Linked DNA regions of Mus musculus: region 2 is linked to region 1. A link is a loop called in an ENCODE intact Hi-C map of the cell type or tissue named here. Cell type or tissue: left cerebral cortex. All regions are shown on one strand.

What was found. Peaks named below come from ENCODE experiments on the same cell type or tissue, not always from the same donor. Only the 100,000 strongest peaks of a DNase experiment are listed, where the experiment ranks them.
Region 2: it touches region 1 in a loop (8-fold over the local background); 5 of 42 quality-filtered maps call a loop at or near these places.

The regions. Positions count from the first base shown.
Region 1 is chr7:66,984,601-66,992,600 of GRCm38, forward strand. The region is part of intron 8 of Adamts17 (a disintegrin-like and metallopeptidase (reprolysin type) with thrombospondin type 1 motif, 17); the gene reads left to right. Among named protein-coding and RNA genes, the nearest start is that of Gm33627, 150 kb to the left of the region's middle. In left cerebral cortex, no CTCF peak of the experiment used is centred here; DNase peaks (open chromatin) are centred at 3,271, 4,490 and 5,219; H3K27ac peaks cover 719 bases.
Region 2 is chr7:66,930,286-66,938,285 of GRCm38, forward strand. The region is part of intron 7 of Adamts17 (a disintegrin-like and metallopeptidase (reprolysin type) with thrombospondin type 1 motif, 17); the gene reads left to right. Among named protein-coding and RNA genes, the nearest start is that of Gm33627, 94 kb to the left of the region's middle. In left cerebral cortex, no CTCF peak of the experiment used is centred here; DNase peaks (open chromatin) are centred at 4,033 and 5,949.

The sequences.
Region 1 (8,000 bases):
GCTTATTCCAGGCAGGGGTCCTGTGATCTTTTGGCTGGATATCTTGTCTCCATCTTCCATCTCAGGGTAGGAATGCTGGGATTATAGGTGCATGTCACAACATCCAGCCCTTTATGGGGTCCAAGGGCCAGACCCAGGGTGTCAAGTTTGAGTGTGCTTTATGTGCCCAGCCATCTCTTTGGCCCCTGTACAGTTTTTATGCATCAGTTTAAAAACTTTAAGTACATCTCAAAAAATATAAACCAAAACTACACAGATGTTGTTTCCAGGTCAGGGTGATTTCACTGAAAACTTTTATCAAACACTAAAAAGAATAACTATCAATTTTGTATAGTGTCTTAGAGTAAGGATAAAAGGAAGAAACATTTCCCAACTAAATGCAAGAAGGTAGTACTACTCTGGTACCAAAATATATAAAAGTATAGCTCAATATCTCTCAAGAGAATTTTAGAAAACCAATTTCAGTTGTCTGTATGTGTGTGTATGAGGAAGAATGAATGAATGAATGAGTGAATGAGCAAATGAATGAAAAATGTAAAGCCGTGACCAACAATTTATTTCAGGTATACAAAGTTGATTTACTTTCAGTTCATCCATTTGTATACTATGTTAATGGCCTAATGAAGGAAAATTGTATCAATTGATGTAGAAGATTCATTTCTTATTATATAACCTCTACTGTCTTCTGTTCATGATAACAACCTATTTCATTTTGGGGTTAGAGGGAAAGTCCTTTGCTCTCCCAGAATATCAACCAAGCAATCAGAACAAACGCACTGAACTGTAAAGACTTAACCTTTCTAAGTTGAAAATGCACATCTAAACAGATGTCTGTAGGATTCCTGTGGTGAAAATCATATGCTGATAAATAAACCAGAGAAGGCTTACGTTCTAGAAGAGACACAGTGCGCCCTAAGATCGAAGAGTTAACATAGTAAAGATGCCTGAGTTGATTTGTAGGTTCAGTGTTGCTCTTATCAAAACATTAGCACAGTTTTAGCTGATATAAACGAAGTGATTCTGAAACTCTCAAGGAAAATCATGGGCCCTAGAATAGCCAGAACCGCTTGAGAAAATGAAGACTAAGGCCCACTCTTGATTCTGACTCTTCCTCTGTAGCTGAAGAAACAGAAACATAGTTCATGAAACCCAGCAATAGAGTCACACAAATATACTTCGTTGTTTTTTTTAAAAGGAAAAACAACAGAAATACAAAAAGCAAGGTAGTGCAGGTTATCAAGTGAATAGTCTTTTCACTAAAACAAATAAATAAATTGCTGCAAAATGTGGATGTCCATTGATGAAGTAAAAAGAAGCTTGAACTGTTTTGCTTTCCTCCAAAACTCACCTCAGAATGAATTATGAACTTCAGTGTAAAATATTAAAGTTCCAGAAAGCAAGGCACAGGAGGGATATCTGAAAACCGTGGCTGGGTGAAGCATTCTTCAGCTCTCACAGAACACGGTCCAAGCAGAAGCAGGTGTCTGAAGCACCAGTGTCAACAGCTTTGCTGTGTGGAGGGCTCTCTTCATGGTATTTAAAGACACGCTGCAGGAAAGCCTACCCATTTCAGTACAAATAAATTTCAGTAAACTGTAAACAACCCAGAGAACATGGTGCAAAAGGTACCAACAAGCATGTCACAGAAGAGCACGGGTGGGTAGAGGATGAATGCTTGAAGGATTTCAGCATCCTTGATGGGTTGATGCAGACTCGGGCCACGATGTGTCTTCAGCACACACTGTTAGATGGCTTACACTAAGGAGACCGACATCGAGTGCTGGCCAGGCTGCAGGAAGGCAAGTCACTCGCAGATCACTGGTGGAAGTATAAAGAAAGAGAGCTACTCTACAAAACGTTTTGGGGACTTCTTTTAAAATGAAAACTTCCCAAGCTCTGGGGAGGAAGAAGCAGGGAGGTCGAGAGTTCAAGGCCGTCTTCAGCTGCATAGCTAGTTCAAGGGAATGCAGGAGACCCCGTCTCAGGCCCTGGAGCTTATGAAATGGCCCAGTGGTTACACTCCTGTGCATCCACCCCAGAGAACACCTTCACCTAGTAACTTGCATGTGCACGTTAAAGGAGTTGTCTTCATATTTTCCACCAGACCAAAACTACTGAATCCTCCAGTGGGTAGACAGTTAAACTGGTTTTTTTCATTTCCTGATCTACTCCTAGCAATGAAAAGAGCATGAATTCTAGATACACAGGGCTACTTAAGCAAACCTCATATTATGCTGAATAAAAAAGCCCCTATTCAGAGGAACATACAGTACATGATTCCATTCATGTAACAGCTGTACAGTGGCATAATTGTAGAGAGAAAAAGAAGAGATTGCCAGTTGTTAGGGCTTAAGGGCTAAAGGAGAGTGCGGGTAAAGCCTTTAAAGGGGAAGTCTGTTGGTGATAGGACACTTAAGCGTTTTGATTGCAGAGGGGATTACCCAGGGATACGTGTGTTCAGATTATATCCAGCTAGAGCCAGGCACCCAACAGAGTGAATGACTTACTGGAAAAACAGAGCAGGTTCTGTGGGCTGTTCCAGTTTCAAACTTCAGATCTTCATTATACTGTGATGTAAGATGTTGTCACTAGGGAAGGCGGAGTCAATAGGAAAAGAAGAACTTGCATGTGTTCTTATTTTAAATTTAAGATATTTTTAAAAGTTGTATTTATTTATTTATTTTATGTATATGAATACACTGTAGCTGTCTTCAGACACCAGAAGAGGGCATTGGATTCCATTACAGATGGTTGTGAGCCACCCTATGGTTGCTGGGAACTCAGGACCTCTAGAAGAGCGGTCATCGCTTTTAACCGCTGAGCCACTTCTCCAACTCTTAAATTTAAAGATTTTTTTTTAAAAAAGGAAATAGATAATTGTCTTGAGGGACTATCTAGGCTACACCTCATACTGACTAGTAATTTTCACAGGTAGGAGGTAGGCATCTGTGTTTTTCAAAACTCATTAGGTGACTCCACATGCTGCCACATCCGTAGTTCTGTGCTCATTGATGTGAGTAGCTGTCATGATCATTGTCATCCTGCCCCTCCAGTGACAGAAAGACTTGCAGGGCCTTTGCTCTGTGCATGTGAAGTACTAACCCCTACCATCATACCTAACCATCAGTAGTAATGGCCATTCCCCATTCACTGCCACAGTCTGGACTTCCCAGTGTGGATCAGTCAGCCCCGATGACTGATTCTGGAAATGTAGAGGGTGCGGAGTCTTCTCATCCCCACCCAGTGGCACTCAGTTTTGCTTGGACAGGAGCCTAGATTGGCACAGGCTTCTGATTCATTGCCCAAGGACTCCTTGTCTTTTCCTATATCAAGAGGGAAGAGAGACTTGAAGGTCTAGAGTGGGGCATTGCTGTTGGCCGTGTTCATGCTTCTGAATAGGGTGCTTTGCAGAGGAAGGTTGGGAGGAGGGAACAGTGGACATTGGAAGGCCTTCCTAATTGTCGTCTTCTTGGTTTCACATTTCTCTCCCTGCTCCCTGAAGTGCCTTCTAGATGTAGATGTCTGTGCTGTAGTTATGGTACCATAACACCATCTGAAACCTAGAGCATAGCCATCATGGGAGAAGGAAACGAGGGCATGGGCTCAAGGCAGCCATTGACACATCAACACAGCTCTGAGGGAGTGCAGCATGTCAGGCCTTGCTGGACACACTGAGGGCTGTGGTTTGAATATGGTATGATGGGAGGTGTTCGGGTCATGGGGGTAGATATTAATGCCCTTCTTAAGGAATGGGTCACTCAGGCCATGTGTGGCTTCCTTTGTTGTATTCTGCATGCACCAATTTCTAGCCACTTCCATCCTGAGTTGAAGATGCTAGAGCCCTAACAAGAGGAATCCTCCCTATCTTGGACCTCTTGGCTTCCAGAATGGTGAGCCCAAGTAAACCTCTGCTCTTTGTAAATTAGCTAGTCTCGGTATTTTCACATTGTAAAGCCAAGACTTCAGGAAGATGGCAGAGGCCCATCCTTGTGTGACTCCCTTGGTTCTGTTTGTCCTCCCGGGTTGGCAGCAGGGTCTCCAAAGCGAATCACAAGTCAGGCTGCAGTCTAGCTGGTGATTGTGTTATCTTTATGGGGTTCCTGGGTCAACCTGTTACATAACTTCATGTGTCCTGAAAAAGACTGCCTGCCAAAATGAGATGTTTATATTGCCTATGACATTCCCTGGAACAAATCTGCCTTTTGGAGGGTAAAGGACAGAGGAGGGGAAGCAATGGACATCTCCCCTGCTACACTGAATGTTCCAGAAGCACCATTCACACAGACAAGTGTCACTCACAAGCTCAAGTCAGCCAGCACTGATGTGACAGGAAGCCAGCAAAGCCAGAGGCTCCTGATCCCAGAAGCAAGCGACAAAGCAGCCAACATTCAGAGGTAACCGAGTCTCACAGAGACTCAGATGCCTGAGCTTAGAGTCTCTGTCACGCATTCTCTCATCGACACCCACCAGTCAGCACAGATCTGTCCTCAGTTCCCTGAGTGATCGAAGCACTGATTTGATTTTCTCAAAGAATCAACCCTTCCCCTGACCATCTCAAAATGAAGAGAGGATAGCATTTGTTGGACACATGGTTCCTTCCCCGCCTTTTGTCAGTGAAACCTCACTGACATCTTACCTGAAGTGGAAGGCAAACCTTTTGACCTGTGAGTGAAGAGAGGTGGCCAGAGGTGAGAGCAGGAGGTATTCCTTCAGAGAAGTGAGTCTCTGCTTGATAGAGTTGTCAGGACTTAGTAAGAATTCTCTGTCAATCCACACTGACAGACACTTAAATTGAGACTAGCATCAAGGTTGTTTTCAAAGAAGAAAAAGGATAGGGATGGCACCATATGCTTGGACTGGATTCCCATGCCAGTGAACAAGTGGAGTGGAGGCCCGTGGTGGTGGGTGCCAGGAAGCTTCAGGGTGAGGGGGGCTTGGCAGGCTGAGGTGCTACAACATGGGGACATCATCTTCTGTGATGTTTTGGCCTAGAAGTGGCTATTTTGGGGAGCTAGGGGCCTTACTGGGACCTCCCTGTATCAACCCTGGGAGGCTTTTTGTCTGAAACACCTTTTCTATCTCTGATGAGACTTTGCGGGCAGGGTCCCTTTCCTGTTTTAATAACCCATTATCAACTACAAAGTTGCTGCTAGTAAAAATATCAATTATCACTTATGCAAGACTTGGCATGACTTGAAACCACATTCCACCCTCAGAACACCATAGTTGCTTTGAGCCAAAATTCAGAGAAGGATTGAGGACAACTTGTGTACACAATCGTTAAGTCAGCCAAAAGAATATATTTTTATCCTGTAAGTTGAATGCCAGCTAAGCAGTAATGATTACTGCAAGAAGCTGTAATTTATACTAGGGAAAGAAGAATTTTTTTTTCTAAGTGATAAAAAGTATGTATTGCTCAAGGCATGGGGAATATAAAACCCCCAAAGTTTCAAATGGATGGAAATGTCAGAAACAAGCCATTGGCTTAGTTTTTTTATATATATTTATTTTTTTACATGTATAGATTTTTACCGCATCATATACAAGCACTTTATATGTGTGTATATGTGTGTGCCTGGTGCCTGAGGAGGTCAGAAGAGGAACTGGAGTTACAGATGAGTCACTATGGAGGTGCTAGGACTCGAACCTAGGTCCTCTGAAAGAGCAACAAGTGTCCTTAATCACCAGGCCAAACACACTGGTCCCTAGCCCTTGGTTAGAAAAATGATGAGTCTATACAATGTCCAAGTTTCTTGAACAGTGTATAGTCATAAACTGGTACAGCCATGAGCTGCCTGTGGTTTTATTCAGGGGGGACAAAAATGCACCCAATGTATATAACCATGGTTCCTAAGGATATATCATACAGGGGCATAAAGCTGCCACAAAAGGCTGCCATGGTGGTGTACACACTGTGTGGAGATGTTTGCACAGTGGCAGAATCACCCACGATGCATTTCTCAGCTCGTTCCTGTTGACAAAGCAAGCAGTGTGTGGCAGTGTTGATCGCTGCTCAGTGTGGTGCCGTCATCACTTCTTAGGAATACTCACCTCGGAGTGGAGGTGAAGAGAGACTTGGGTCTTGGATTTTGAATGTGTCCAGAATGTGCCAACATGAATCCCCTCTCTGGTCTCACCCCCAAAATTTGGCTTTCCAGTTGGAAAGAACAGTTGCTCTGAGTTCTGACTTTGGCTCATCAATCTAAAATACGCAGATGTTTGACTATCAATGGGTCTGCCCTAGGGCATGGTCCTCAGATTTCTTTTTTTTTTTTTTTATGGTGAAAAAAAGTGTATATTTAGAATTAGCCATCTGGACTCAGTTTAGATGATCCCAATCTTGTTGGCAACACCTAGGGCATTGTGGGGAGCGGGTGTGGCGGCAGTCCCAAAGGCGCCAGGGACTGCAGCTAAGTCATATGACTTGCACCTGACTTCCTCATATAAGACACAAACATCTTGAGTGCTGCGCAGGTGTACCAGGATACAGGTGAATCCAATTTGGTGGAGATTTGACCCTGCTGCCCTGATTAGCTGAAGCTGCATGCCTGGTGAGGTGGCGTGGCCTGCTGTGCGTGGATGGGAACTGAGAGTATAAAAGAGTGAGAGGCCCAGGGTTCGGGGGAGATATAAAAACAGGGGAGATATAAAAACAAGGGAGATATAAAAACAAGGGAGAGATATAAACAAGGGAGATATAAACAAGGGAGATATAAAAACAAGGGAGATATAAACAAGGGAGATATAAAAACAAGGGAGATATATAAACAAGGGAGATATAAAGAAAGAAGAAACAGGACTGAATAAACGTGTGCAGAAGGATCCTGCTGTGGCGTCGTTCTTGCTGGCGAGTTGGGGGCGCGCTCAAGAGTTGGTGCCGAAACCCGGGAAGAAAAACTCGGGACGGGACGAGAAGACCTGGGACGAAAAAACCCGGGAAAAGAAACATCTTCAGGCATGAGCGAAGACCCCCTGCTACAGGGAGGATTCAGAACTGCATCACTGGGAAGGAGCGGTTAATAAAGTGTTCCCGTAAAACAGACTGTTGAGAAGGATCCGGCGTGGATTCAGAACTCTTCAGCTGGGGAACGGTACTGATGAAGAGAAAGAAGAAAGATGAAGACTGAATAAACTGCTGTTAGAAGGACTGGTGGTCGCGTCGTTCTTGCTGGTCGAGAGCGGGCGCGACAATTGGTGGCCCGTATGGGGAACCGACTCCCCCACCGAGTTCAGAACTTTCAGCAGTCAGTGGTTGCCAGCAGGGTAAGTTCACGGTGAGTGAAACTTGCGACCCCAGGAGTTTGGGAAGGACCTCGGATAAAATTGAGGCAAGTATAAAGTTGCCAGGAAGGAGGCACAAAGTAATGATAAGGTTCCTGGCTTTGGGACAAGTTAAGGTTCCTGGTTTTGGGACAAGTTAAGGAACTATGATAACCTCAGTATAGTGATCAATAGATCCTCGCTGTGTAGTTATGCTTTTTTCTCCCATTGACCCTTTGTGGGTAGGTCTGATAGTTTTGGTCTTGTTTGTTCTGATATATGGACTCTGTTACTGTTTGAAACTGTGTGTAGAGGCAGTCAAGACAGGTCAGAAAATCCTTACAGAGCAACAAGAAAGTATGTCGGAGGAAGAGAAGGGCTTAAAAAGAAAAAGGAAAAAGAAAGGAGACACAGTGTTATCAGGTGGACAGAAAGGACAAAATAAAAGAGCCGAGGTGGAGGAGGAAGGCGAATTAGCTTCTGTGCCTCCTCCCTATGCCTCCTCAGCAGCCACCTATAGGTGGACCTTCTGTCCAGAGATTTGGCGTATTGACTCCCCAGATGGACACAGGTGATTGAGGTTATGGTCTCATCACCACGAGGTATTGTGTCCATCCCCCCTGGGGATCGAGTAGATCAGGTGTTGACGTGGGCGAGAGGGTCTGTTTGTGTGTTTCCACAGGACCAGATGGAACCTCTTTGGGTGCCGGAGAGATTGGTGAGATGCTGCAAGAATGAGG
Region 2 (8,000 bases), 54 kb before region 1:
AGCTAGAGGTGTATATAGCTAAGCCCCTGTCCAAGACCTAGGCCAGCCTACTCCTGATCCATCATGATCCTAGCTCCATTCTCTTTTGCAAAATGGATGAAGAAGTAGTCAGAACTTGTGAAATCTCTTTCCCAGAAATAAGTTCCTTCTCTGGCAGCTCCAACATGTGATTCTTGGTGTAGTTACAATTTCCTGGGGACCATTGTTCAGTAGTCTCATGTCCATAGGGAGGGCACAAGAGTCTTCTTAGAATATCCTCATTCCTCCTGGGATGGACACGTAACTTTAACACGCGCTATTAAGACCCCCTTTAACCATATCTGTCACTTCCTCTGGTCCGAGCTGTATCAGGTTTCTTCACCCACTGTAGCCTTCTCAACAGCTTATATGTAGCTAGAGGGGACCTTCAAAAAATCTAAACCCTCAGTCTGGAGAGGTGGCTCCACAGTTAAGAGCACTCACTGCTTTTCCAAAGCACCAGTGTTCATTTTCCCACACACCACGTGGATCATTACAACCACCTGTAACTCCAGCTGGAAGGGTGTAACTCTCTCTTCTGGACTTCTCGGGTATACATGACACACATGTACACATGCATGTGTGTGCTCACGCATGCCCATGCTCGAACACACACACACAGAGATAAGACTTGCAAAAAAAATCTAAATAAAATAACACAGGTTCCTCCAGCAGGTTTCTAGCATATTTAGAAGAAACCCCAGAGACCCATAGGACCCCCCCCCCCAATACATGGTTCCTTTGCTGATTTAGTTCCTGCTTCTTAAGCGCTGGGCCACCTGCACCAGCCACACCTACCTTCTCCTCCTCCCTCCTTCTTGAGTTCGTCTTCATCTTGAGCCTCACCCTTACTGTTCTGAGTATGACATGTTCTTCCCCTGACATCTCTGGGGCCCACTGTTTCCCTCTTGGTTCTCCATTCAGCCAGCATCCAACAAGTAAGGCCGAAGCAGCCTTTCCACTTCACCCGAAGCTGCCTGACGGCCTCTAGGATGAGAAAGCAAGCCTCCTGGGGTACCGCTGCTGCTCTCCACACTCTCCTGTGTTTCAGCAGCAAGCATGTGAGAGAAGCTACTGTTTATTGGACAAATACATTTGGTTATTGCTATGGGGCTTGTCCTTAAAGGTCCCAAGGCCTGTGCCTTGCAGTCTCAGTTCCCAGCCTGGGGCCCTGTCAGGAATTGGTAGAACTTTTAGAAGATGGGTTCAAAGGAGGAAGCCTGTTTTATGAAGGTAGTGCCCTTGAAGGGGATGTTTGGATTCTGGCCTCTTCCTCTCTCCTTGCTTCCTCTCTGCCATTAGGTGAGAAGGCCTCCTCAGCCATATTGTCCCATGATGATATCCTGTTCTCCACAGGCAACAGGGCCAAGCAATGATAAAGTCAAGCCATGAGCCAGAAATTAAACCTGTTGTTCCTATAAACTGATTGATTTAGGGTTTGTCGCACCAATGGGAAGCTGACTAACACATCTATTTTCATGACAATGACTAAGACAGTGATGGTCTGGTCACCTCCTAGGGACTTTGCAGTCCTTTTTATGATTCTTGCTTTACTGTTTTACAAAAGGACGAGGGAGATAATGTCACAAAAGGTTCTTAATACCATTGTGTATTATAAGTAAAGAAAGTCCAGATTTAACTGACATTTGTCGAATTTTGCTGCCATCTGTGATAGTTAATATTGTCATCCTCACAGAATCTAGAACCTGACAGAATTTATCTAGAAACCCTCTGGGCACTCCCTGAGGGATTTTGTATTCCAAGTTAGTCAGTACAGTCAAGTTAGATATAGATTAGCTTAACTGACTGGGGTAAGAAGACCTGTCCTCTATGGGCAGCACCATGCCCTAGGCTCTGTTCCTAGACTGCATTAAACAGTGAGAGGAAGCCTACCATCCCTGCCTGCTGCCATGTCTGCCCTCACATGGAATGATCACCTAGAACTGCAAGCCACAATAAACCACCCTCTCTCCCTCCCTGAAATTACTTCTTCTCAGGTATTTGCTCACAGGAATGAGAAAAATAATCTAAACATCTTCCCTTTGCTAAAGAAAAGTAGATAGTGTGCCACGAGGCTTAAGAGTGTTCTCTTCCATTTGTGGGACATGAGTAGTCCTCTGCTCTGAAACCTTGGGCAGTTAATTAGTTTAACAGTTCTTAAAATGTCCCTAACCTGGTGTCTCTACCTCAAACACTGCCATGAGGAGTTAGTGGGATCAGACACGGGCACATTGTCTATGTGGATTTATGGGCCAAGTCCTTCCTATTACTCAGGAAACAGGCTTGTGTTGGGGGCAGATGACTTGTACAGTTTACAAAGAAGAACTGAGCAGGGGCAGCCCATGACTTGCTGAGGTGAAACCTTCAGTGCTGAGAAACAGTGGGGAAAGGTAGACATTACCCAATACCTCCCCCCACACACACACAGGTCTATTTTCAGAAGGAAGTTGGCTTGTTGGATGATGTTTAGACCTTGTTGGATGATGTATGACTGGGTAGTCTGGCAGTACAGTACATGAATATAGGTCTCAAGTCACTGTTTAGCCCTCAGACATCCAGAGCTGAGTCCACACCAGGCCTTTAGCCTCATCTCACTTTGGGGAAAGGAATGAGACTTTGAGGGTAGAAGTGGCCACAAAAGCAGTCAGCCTCTGTCTGCTGTGACTCCCTTAGGAGCCAACGGTCCCAGGGAGGTGGATTGCTTTCTAAAACCGGGCCAGTTTTTGTTGGCTCTCCTGAGAAAGCTCCATATCCTGAGATTTATAATGAATCTGGAGCTGCCACGGGCCAGGTACCCCAGCCCTACCCAGTTCTTCTATCTTTCCAGCATAGAACATAAAGTTTCATTACTTCATCTGTACACTCTTAAGAGAATCCAAGTGAGGCCAGGGTCACCCCTATTCATTTTGTGAATCTAGTAAGTTGTAGAATAAGTCTAATTCCTAAGTAAGGTGAAGGCTTGGGACTTAGGCATGGAGACGGAGAAAGAGAAGTGGGCCAGGGGTTTATTCTGCATCTGTGCTCAGCCCTGATTAGGCTCAAAGGCAGGAAAGTGATGAGGACCGAGGAGAGGTCACTCCCCAGGATGGCTGTAAGATGACATCATGCCATCAGGGAGGAATCCCAGGCCAGGAAGCGTGCCTGCATGGTTCAGAAGGAAGCAGCAGACAATAGGAGACCTTTTTGGATGAGATTCCATGAGTTCAGGAAGAGCCCGTGCAGCTGGCCAGCTAAGCAAATGATGCAGAACTGCCTCCAGCCCTAAGACAACCCTGGGCATGCTGGGAAAGGACAGTGTGACAATTGTCCCAGAGAGAGCCTTTTAAATCCCAGTAAGACATAGGTTTACAAAGCCAGGGCAAAAGTGGCTTGCTCACAGGTGGTCTAAGGAGATAGGACCATACTACCAACAGTAATGGCTCGCCTCTTCCTCCCACATCCCTGCAGGGCCCTGTGTATGAGAAGTGCCTGGTGTTGCTGTAAGAAGGTGATTATTGTCTGGGGAGTTCCAGTGGCTGCTGGTTTATGACATAAGAACCTTTGGCACACAGAGAAATGGCCTTTAATGAAATAAGAATAAGCCAAAGAGTGAGACACGAGGGTCACTGCCAAGAGCCATATCTCCAAAGCCTCAATTAAACTTTCCATTGAATTATCTAGTGATAAGTAGACGTGCCTTGAGGATTTCATTGTCTTTGATAAATGGCATGAGTTCAAAACTTAAAGCATCGAGTGCCATAGCATGACAAAGCCCTGGAAATAACGAGGCAAACCATTGCTTCATACAGAGGTACTTCAATTACACCCCAGCCCCCAGTGCTTGTTTTAAAGACTGTTTGGGGTTATTTGTACCCTGGGATGTGCGGGCGTTCAGTCTGCATTCCGTTGGGAAGGGTTTCCAACAACACAGTTCCTTCTGGTGCCAACAGTTTTCAGCACCCGGAGGAAAGGGTGGCTGCCTTCCAAGGCCTACCTTGCTATGTTACTAATCCCCCTCTTCCTCCCTCGTGGACCATTCTTGTCTCCTGGCTGCTGGGAGACAGAATGATGGCTTCCTAATTGGGTCCCCAGGCAGAGTCACAACACCTGTGTCTGGGGGTGTTTCATATAAACAGTGGGCTTTGCATCTGGGGTAAGATGAGTTTCTGTGTTTGTGCATGTGTGGGTGTAGAACTCTATTCCTGTCCCTATCTTTCTCCTGAGCATTCTTGTTATCCATGAGGCACCTTCATGAAAGCAATAAAACCTTGCCTTTAAAACACAGCTCTCCCTACCCACAAGCATTTGCTGAGCTATTGAACTGAAAGCAGTGTTAAATTGTAGCCATTTCTGTCCAGCCCAGTAGTTGGGCCTAAGACAGATGCTATGGAGGTGCGCTAGGCAGCTGGACTCCCTTATCTTTTGGGAACTATGTGGCCGGTATGCTGTTGTTTGACAACCATTCTGATTACAACCTATTCCCTCCCCTGCTTGATCTCGGGAGTGACCATGGGCCTCAGACGCTTCCCTCTGGTAGGTTTGGAATTGATCTCTGCACCTCCCTGTCATAGACTCCTCCTCCAACTCTGTACCAACATCCGAAGAAAGTTACACACAAGGATCTGTTCGTGTCTAGCCTGCCTTCAGCTATAGATACTTGTCTGGTGGACCTTATAGAACCTAGAAGTCACCTTCAGGGAAGGCACTGTGAAGAATGGGTGCCATGCGGGTGGCCTCCACGGGCACCCTCTGAGATATGTTTGTGTTAGTCAACTGTTTTCTCAGTTAAGATGCTCTGCTTATCCCCAAGCTTATACAGGCGTGACCAGGAAGTCTAGTTTGGACAGTTGGAAGTGGAGCACTGTGAGCCGGAGCTGACAAAGGCTGTGCCAGTCCGTCTGCCTGAGCCTGGGATGGGGGCTGGCACGGATAAATGCCTTTTCTCTACCCTGATTCTTTCAGGTGACCTTGTGCAACACTCTAGTGCTAGCCAAGAGAGCAGTGCTCGCCTCTCATCGGAGCAGAGTCCACCTACTCACTGGGCCTTAGTACTCTGACACTAGGAAGGTTCCTTGCCTTTCCTGTTCACTGTCTGTGGGTAAATGAACATGTGTGTGTGTGTGTGTGTGTGTGTGTGTGTGTGTGTGTGTGTGTGTGTGTGTGTTCTGGAACTCACTCTCTAGACCAGGCTGCCAGGCTGGCTTTGAACTCACAAATATTTGTCTGCCTCTGCCTCCTGAGTGCTGAGATTAAAGGCATGCATCACCACTGCCTGGCTCACATTGGTTTTTTTAAATAGAGTCGTTGACCTGGAGCTCACACCGTGCGTGCTGCGTGCGTTAAGCTAGCAGGCTGTGGCCAGTGATCCCTAGGGATCTGCCTACCTTTAACTGCCAGCACTCAGATGGCAAACGCAGGTCCCCACGCCTAGCTTTTTTATGTAGATGCCGAGGACAGACATCAGCTCCTCACCCTTGCTGTCAGGCACTTTAATGGCTGAGCTGTCTCCCCAGTCCCTATCTGGTCTTCAAAGGAAGCTGCTTGCCCTTGGTCAGGTGAGGAGGACTTGGTGTCTGCTTCTCCTGAGACCCCGCTGGTGTGTATGTTTTCTGGTATGGGGTGGCAGCATCAACTGAATGTGTGTTCCCTTGTGGAAAATTGCGTAGTTCTGTGTAACCGAGGAGCTAACAGTCCAGGAGAGTCTTCTCAGTTTAGTGGGAAAAGCTTTGCTCTAGTTTCGAATCCACAGCCCCTCTGCCTATGGGAAAACTGGGTACCAGCTTTTAAACTATACAATAAGGAAGCAAAGGCCACTGAAATGAACGTGGTTGTCCCAGAGGCCTGGATGTCAGCAGAAATTCCAAGGCTGGAATTTTCAAGGGAAGGCACAGACAAGCCGCTCACTACATGGTGGAATTGGAGCAGTGGCCTGTGGAAGCTTGGCTCACAGCCATCTCTTCCATCAGCACTTGGAATGGGTGCATTGATGTTTAGAGTGAGCAGGGTGGGGGTGAGTTTCATAGCCTGAAACAATCTTTTGTGCCCTGTTCTCATACTGTGGGGGCTGCTCAGAACCTCCAACTGCTTGGGCTTCTTGTGTCTACTGAGAACATGGTAAGCTACCATGTTGGAGTATTCAAAGAATGATTCTTTAGAGCCATGCTCTGTATGAAGCCGGCAGCCAAGATTGTTCCCCATATCATATCAGACTCCGTGCTGACAATGCTGGCTGCAGAGGGGCCTGGAGTAGCAATGGACATTGGCGCAGTGATTACTCCCTTCAATCTGAAGCTTCATGGGAGCGTTACCCAGCATCTCTTCCTGCAGCATCACAGGCAAGAGGGCATGGGCAGTGATGCAGATGTGGCCACGCCCCCTCAGGTCTCCACCTGCCTGCTAGCAGACCAGGACATGAGAGAGCTAGCGAGCCTTCTGCCAAACAGACAGGTCACCCCAACTTCACTTTGGCACAGGGTCCTATAGCTCCCCGGCAATGCAGCCCTTAAAAGAGCTTTCTAGGAGTGGTATGTCAGTGGTAGCCTTTGCCAGCATGTACCACTTCCTCAGTTTCCTGTGGCCACTCACATCAGGATGTCTACTGAGGGCAGACTGTCATCCACCTTCTATCAAGACCATATTCTGATCACCCTTACATTTGAGCATTCCTCTTCCCTTGAGGCAAGAATATATTCTAGGGGCTGGTTAGCTCACTTCCTTGCCAATCCCTTTAATTCTCTTTTCTGTTGTGGTAACACAACTGCCCTAGACCAGGTAACTTTGTAAATAGTAGCGCTCATTTGGGGTTAAAGTGCTGGGAGTTGGGAATCCAAGCATGTGGTATTGACATCTGGCAAGGGACTTCTTGCTACAGTACAACACAGAGTCACATGGCAGTATGCAGCAAGCATGCTAACTTAAGCCCCTCCTCCTTTTCTCATAAAGCTGCTAATGCTGTCACAGGGGCCCCACCCTTATGTCCTCCATCCCACCTCAAAGCAGGACGAACAGGAAGTTGGGGGTTACCATGAACCTTTGAAGCACTTAGCTAATGAATTCACTGGGGTTCATGAACTCTTGATCTATTCAATGCTGGTGTCACGCACACATGCACGCATGACCAATCTGGAAGTGCCCATCCACAACTTTTGGTCTGCACAATGGTGGTTGTTTCTGTGGTTTAATGAAGGCAGGTTCATATTCATTTTCCTTTAAAGGGGAATGGAGGGAAGAGAATGAGGTGGGATTTCTGAATCAATGTGGTTCAATTGTTAGGTTCAACAGTAAGGACTAGGAGTACAAGGGGTTCCTGGGGACTTCTGATGGAAAGGGTGTGGGTATTCTTATCTTTACCAGCTGGTGTCTGGCACAGCTCCTAGCATAGAAGGTAGGACCCATCTGCATGAAAGTAGGACAGTTTTGTATGGAGCTGGGGCAAAGGCTGAACTTAAGACCATACAAAACCCAGGGTGAGCAGCCAAAGAGACTGATGATAAATGGACATATTGAGAGAGCAGCAGGACTTATCAGTATCCTGGGTAGGGACATGGGGCAGCTGAGGACCCTTGTGGCAGAAGAGGCCAGGTAGAGACAGCTGCTCCTTCCTGCTGACTGTCCGTCCAGCACCTTCACCTTGGCGACCTTCGAAATGTCAGATGGGCATCGTGTATTTGTCTCACTGCATTGCTCTGAGTCACAAAACCCAGTGTGAACCCCACACCATTGTCATTGTTGAGAATCAGCATTGTCTGTGATTTAAGGTCATCTTACAACTCTGCTCCGAAGCTGTATCAGGGCAACTCACACGCTGCTGCTGCCTTTCCGGGTACATTTAGCCAGTAGCTTCCCTTAGACAGACCACTGATTTCTCCGCATCTCAAGAGGCCTCCATGCGCCTCTGTGCACCACCTTTACTGGACGTCCATATACTTTTCTCTCCAGACCATCCCTGACCATTAATTTCTATGGGGGAGAGGGAGGGTCCTCTCCCATCGCCAATCTTTTTT